2 separate regions of the Homo sapiens genome follow, and region 2 is linked to region 1. A link is an interaction called in ENCODE POLR2A ChIA-PET data of the cell type or tissue named here. Cell type or tissue: PC-3. All regions are shown on one strand. Links, peaks and the distances in the headings refer to the core of each region. The heading gives the core; the rest is flanking DNA.

Evidence for each region. Peaks named below come from ENCODE experiments on the same cell type or tissue, not always from the same donor. Only the 100,000 strongest peaks of a DNase experiment are listed, where the experiment ranks them.
Region 2: POLR2A ChIA-PET joins it to region 1 with 5 read pairs; 3 of 35 experiments call an interaction of 5 or more read pairs at or near these places.

The regions. Positions count from the first base shown.
Region 1 is chrX:110,257,503-110,260,423 of GRCh38, reverse strand. All of the region lies in intron 2 of AMMECR1 (AMMECR nuclear protein 1), which reads left to right. Among named protein-coding and RNA genes, the nearest start is that of SNORD96B, 34 kb to the right of the region's middle. In PC-3, for the core only: no CTCF peak of the experiment used is centred there; no DNase peak of the experiment used is centred there; H3K27ac peaks cover 429 bases.
Region 2 is chrX:110,209,194-110,212,114 of GRCh38, reverse strand. All of the region lies in intron 3 of AMMECR1 (AMMECR nuclear protein 1), which reads left to right. Among named protein-coding and RNA genes, the nearest start is that of SNORD96B, 14 kb to the left of the region's middle. In PC-3, for the core only: no CTCF peak of the experiment used is centred there; a DNase peak (open chromatin) is centred at 1,494; H3K4me3 peaks cover 402 bases; H3K27ac peaks cover 2,500 bases.

The sequences.
Region 1 (2,921 bases), core at 226-2,725:
TATATAAACATAATCTTTTAAATGTAAAGTACTTGTCAAAGTCAAGTCATATGTTCTCCTAATTGAAATTTTGATTTTAGATTGAAATAAAATCTTATAAAGAGGCTGAGGATTTCTTCTCAATTGTGAAAATACATAGTATTTGTGTAGGTAATGAAAAGTTTATGAGAAGTACATGGAACTATTATAAATAGACTATTCTTTGTCTGACCTTGAAGGATCTGGGTAAAAGCAGGAAAGATTATAGAAAATACGAAGCAGGATGGAGAGCTCAGAATTATTGATAAAAGTCTATCCATAGAATTTGGTGATAAAGTCCACAAATTACCCTATTTATCATTGCTCAAGACTTCAAAGTAGAAATATTCTTTGTCCGAGCTGAAGGAGATAATTTCCAGTATTGTGTTTATGGCTTTTATATATTAGAAAGCAGAGGCAGATTCATTTCCCCAATTTTAGTACTTAGAAAACATACTTTTATAGAGAGGAAAATTACCACTAATATAGATGAATATAAACATCTCAGTCAAAAAAGATTCCTGGCCGGGCGCGGTGGCTCACGCCTGTAATCCCAGTAATCCCAGGCCAGCGGATCACGAGGTCAGGAGATCGAGACCATCCTGGCTAACACGGTGAAACTCCGTCTCTACTAAAAATACAAAAAATTAGCCGGGCGTGGTGGCGGGTGCCTGTAGTCCCAGCTACTCGGGAGGCTGAGGCAGGAGAATGGCATGAACCCGGGAGGCAGAGCTTGCAGTGAGCCAAGATTGCGCCACTGCACTCCAGCCTGGGTGACAGAGCGAGACTCCATCTCTTAAAAAAAAAAAAAAAAGAAAAAGAAAGTTTCCTTAAAATTTTGGCTAATAAATTTCCCAGCAAAATGCAGATCTATTTCTTTATGTAAATTCAAGTTGGCAGTAATTTTTCTAGAACACATTAAGTAATTAATAGATGTATTCTTATTCAGCAAAACAGGATTGTGGTCTGTCACCACACTTAAAAGACTATCTTTTTTTCTCCTTTGTTGTACTTAGACCTCTCGGCAGTGAAATAATTATGCAGGTGCTGGCAGTTCTAGAACTTGATTGTGAACTATGCCACTTTTGTTGAACTACTTAATTCTAAGAAATTAGCAATGAAAGTTTAGCCCTTTCTAGGGAACAGTATGACCACATAAAAGGTGATGTGCTGTGTTTTGTTTTGGAGTTTTATTTTGTTCTGTGTGGGTTAGTGGGGTTGTGTGTCAGGGGAGTTTGAGGGGGGATTGATTGCTTGCATGGTACAAATATTCACTTTCCATTAGATTTTTTGAGATACTGAAAATAGCTAACAAACCTACTTTATTACTTTCAAAGGTCCTAGCTAGATTGGGTACTTATGGGATTCATTGTAAACTGAATTTGCTTTTATATTTTGGTGTTGTAATCTGGCATTTTTCTAAAGCAGTATGAGTTTAAAGCCATTATAAGCAGCATAATATTTTCCCTGTCATAGTAGACCATCGTGTGATCATTTTTATTCTTGATTATTTGGGTAACCACTCTAGGCTCATTGTGAACACTTAGATTAAACAAGTTCCTCCTCCCTCTCATTTAATATTAGTCTTTATGGTAGCATCACCCAGATTGATTTTTCTTATGAAAAGAAAAGCTGTATGAATCACCTCTGACTGTACATTATTGTTATGGAAGCTCATTCTGGAGATGTTAAGGCCAAACAATTTTTGGCAAGTGGTTGTGGCAAGACTTCTGGCTAAAGTATGCATTTTGGGGAAATAAATTAGATGTATCACAAACAATGCAAAATTAATTAGTTTAATTTACAACCTACATTTTTTGCCTTTTTATAAAAGAGATGATGGCCTGAGTCCTAAAACTTATACCTAATTTGATAGTTTCAGTTTATTAATTACAAAATGAGAAACATTTGTCAGATTTTATAGGCACTTAATTTAAGGTACAGTTTGGAACCTAGGTTGTTGTACGCTCTTTACTCAAAATTATCCACATGAAGCATGGTGAACTATCTGCTCAAACTGGAATCCTCATTTTAGCCATGAGGTTAATGCACTCCTTCGTTATCCCAAGGTTGTGCTAATGTGCAGAGATGTAGCCACAAAATTCCCAGCAGAATGTGGAAACTAAGCAGCAGGAACCATTTGCAGAATGGGTAATGGCTCCTGAATTGTAGAGAATTGTCTGAATTCATATAGCACCTACTGCCACAGAAATTAAGTGTAGTGAGTATATCAGATTCTAATTCCTTATCACATCATTTAGATCTTTAGAGTTTCCAGTTGGAATCTCCCTGCTGCTTTGATTAAGAGCCACAGGCAAAATGCCTGGGGCAGAAAAGGCCATCTGTGAAAAGGTAGTGTTGAGAGAAGCTGAAAATGGGCTTTTTCAGCACCAGGGCTCTTGGTTCTTAAGTTTGATAGGGAGAGAGTGAACTATAAGAAATTTACCCTATTTTTACATCTATCTGTAAAGTTTAATACCTCTCTGGTCCTTCGAGGCTGTTTCCCCTTTTAATCATGTTTAAACAGTTCATCCTGCAAATCTTGTCTTAATTTTGCCTTAGGAGTTTATGATATATTAGGAGAGATAAGAAGTTATCGAAATAATTGTAGTCCTAGGTAGAAAGCAGTTTTTCTCAAGAAGCAGAGGACGTGATACTGGATGATTACTACTCTATATCTGTTATAAAAGCTAAAATGTATTTAAAGGTATCTATAAATTATTTTATTTGGTTCATCCCTAGTTCACTTTTTATAAAAGCAAAACAGTATGTACCACTTTCTGGCTTGTTTTTATCCTACATGGTCCAAAAAGGTCAAAATTATAGGGATGCGTGTAAATCATTATTATCAAAGCAACCATATACAAGGTGTTGGGTATTTATATTTTAAGAAATTTGTAATA
Region 2 (2,921 bases), core at 299-2,798, 48 kb after region 1:
AGTAGGATTTACTTTAGACCTTGTTTTAGGAGCTAGAGTGCTTCTGTTTGATAATGTGAGGGATGTTTGACAAATGGTTTTACAAATGGCTGTAACTAATTTCAAGTCAATATTGAATTGACAGACTAATCAATAATGCTTCCATATGTTCTATTTCCTCAGAATAGTAATTATAACATTTAAAATAAGTGTTTATGGGTAGCCTCTGAAGGAATCTGGGCAGTCATTAAAAATAACAGCCATCCACAAAAGGCAGTAAGGACAAATTAGAGCAGTGGCCCCACCCTTCCAAGAATAACTGATCATTGCCCACATCATGATGTACTTATTGTCCTAGTAGGTATGAGAAGGATGAAGAGTGAATAATTTGAGGAAAAATTTCATTAGCTGATAAATTGGAATGTCTACCTGCAAGGCTAAAATGGTTGTTAAATGAGGAAAATTGCTCCCCTAGATAAATCTGACATGATATGCTTTGTGTTTGAACACGGAAACTCATCACCATTGTTCTGTGTTCTTCAGTTGACATCATTTTCTTAATTCTGAATGACAGGGTGATTGACAGACATGGTGCTTTGTAAAGAAAGAAAAACTCATGCAGCATGTTGGAGCCTGCCAAAATGACATAGCCTGGAACTTGTAGAGTTAAACTGTTTGGGAGCCATGTTTCCTTTTTAAAAATCTGAAAGGATATAAAACCAGACATTACAATGGACTGGAGCTTGACTTGAGGGGTGATTCTATGTGTGTCACCTCATAGGTGCTCATTTTCAGGATGATATAAATGAATAAACTTTTTGTTTGTAGAAGAATTCGTATAGCAAGTATGTTACCAGTGATTTTGTGGAAGCTAATGTAGCAATTTGCTGACAGAAGTCAAAATATTTTCTAAATTGTAATCAAGCGTCTTTTACTTCTGTGCTTTAGAGACAAGATCACTTGAAGGCATGAAGTAAAAATATTCTCTGTATTCTAAAGTAACTCCTTAGATCAGATTTCAAAAGATTAATGACATTTTCACAAACCATTAGTCACTTTCTCCTATATCTGGCTACCTGGATCACTGGTATCTCACTTTTTCTATACAGCTGTCACCTGGGCAATACATTGTGGTCCCAAGACAGACTGTTCCATTGGAGCACACAATACGTACATGGAATCAACCCATGCTGGGTGGGGCTGGCCAGCACAGTTATTGTATGATGCCAAAAATCTGTCCCTGGACTATAAAGCTATACCTCAGGCCCCTGATCTCACTCTGTCCCTAAAGTACCAAAGCATCTGTCATTGTATTTGAGCCTCGTTGGACTCCTGGTACTCAGAAAGCTGTGTTTCACTTTAAAAGCAACCTCCAAGGCACACCTCTTGAGTGATCACAGCTCAATTCTGACGTGTTCAGTTGCAGTTAATAATAGGGTGCTTTTGTAACAACCTTCGTGAGAGTAAACAGATGAGATGAATAAATTGGCTACTGTCATTATCTCCCACATATTTTAGAAGTTAATGTTCTTTTCACCCTCACTCCCCCCTTAAAGGTTTACATTTTTTAGCTCCTCTTAATGTGCCATTGAAAACAGAGTTCCCATTCATACACAGATGGTAAGCATGACTCATGAAGTCACCCAGCGAAATGACTTCTGGTTGTATATGTTATGTTTCCCCTCTTGGTTAGTTTTTCCCAACTATGATATACATCATGTTTTTTCTCTCTTCTAACTTAAAAAATATGAGCTTCATATATCCAGGAAAATGCTTTTCACAGTACATATTTTCCCAGGGACGTTGAGTTTTTTTATAAGATGTCACTATCATTAAGATTAGTCCTTTCTTGATGCTCTACTTTAAATGTTTTTTTTTTTTTTAAGTGCCGTGGAGTGTTGGGAAAGGAAGGCTTCAGGCTTCCTGGCCATCTAGAAAGAGTTTGCTGTGCATCAACAAGTCAATGTATAAGAAGCCTAGTGGGGAAGCAAGCTGTACAAAGTAAAGTAACTTCTTAGAAGGTGATTTAATGCATACAAATTTCCATTAGCTGTTGGTTCTCTTAGCAAAATGCGCTGCTGATTAGTCCCTTCTCAGGCCGCCTCAAGTTGTCTCCAGTTTTACTCGCAGCATGTTTATTGGTTGGAGGAAGTTAGCCTGCTGCTTCCCCAGAATTCCATAAACTCCCTGCCCCTTCCCTAGTACTTTTGTTATAGCTATTATTTCATGTATGATTTGCCTGTGTGTGTGTGTGTGTGTGTGTCCCCAGCATTTAATTAAAAGAATGCTGAATTTTGGGAATAAGGAGACCTGGGTTCTGTTCCTGACTGCCACTGCCCAGCTCTGTGAGCTTTCTGGGCCTCAGTTTCTTCAGGAACCTGAAGAAGTTGGACTAAGTGATACCTAAGATCTCTTTGGACTCTGACAGAATATGATTCTGTGACATACTCCTTTTTAAAAGATGGCTTCTGTTTCATTGTCCAGAGAATGAATCACCACTAGCCATTTAGAAGTCTTAAGAAGAGGTCCCTAACTTTCAAAGTGGCCATTGCCAAGTTAAATGTAGGCAACAAACGTGAAAAACAGTCCAGTTTTTAAGTTGTACCTTCTAGATTTCCTGTTCACAAAAAGAATTCCCTTGAGGAAGAAAAATGCTCTAAGCCATTAATGTCTCCATTTAATTACTGTATCATCCTGTTTTAAGTCAACATTATATATTTAAGTCTAAATTAGGCAAATACATTAGGGAGCGATTCACTTTATGAATACGTATTTTGCTTTGTAGAAGAACTCACTATAGAATGTTATTGTTTTCCTCTTGACTTTAAGATTAATTCATTTATGTAAACTCAACCCACATGTAACTTTTTAGGAACAAATTTCTTTTGTAGACTAAGTTAAACTGTATTGAGTCAGATACTCAATGTACAGTTCTAATGAAT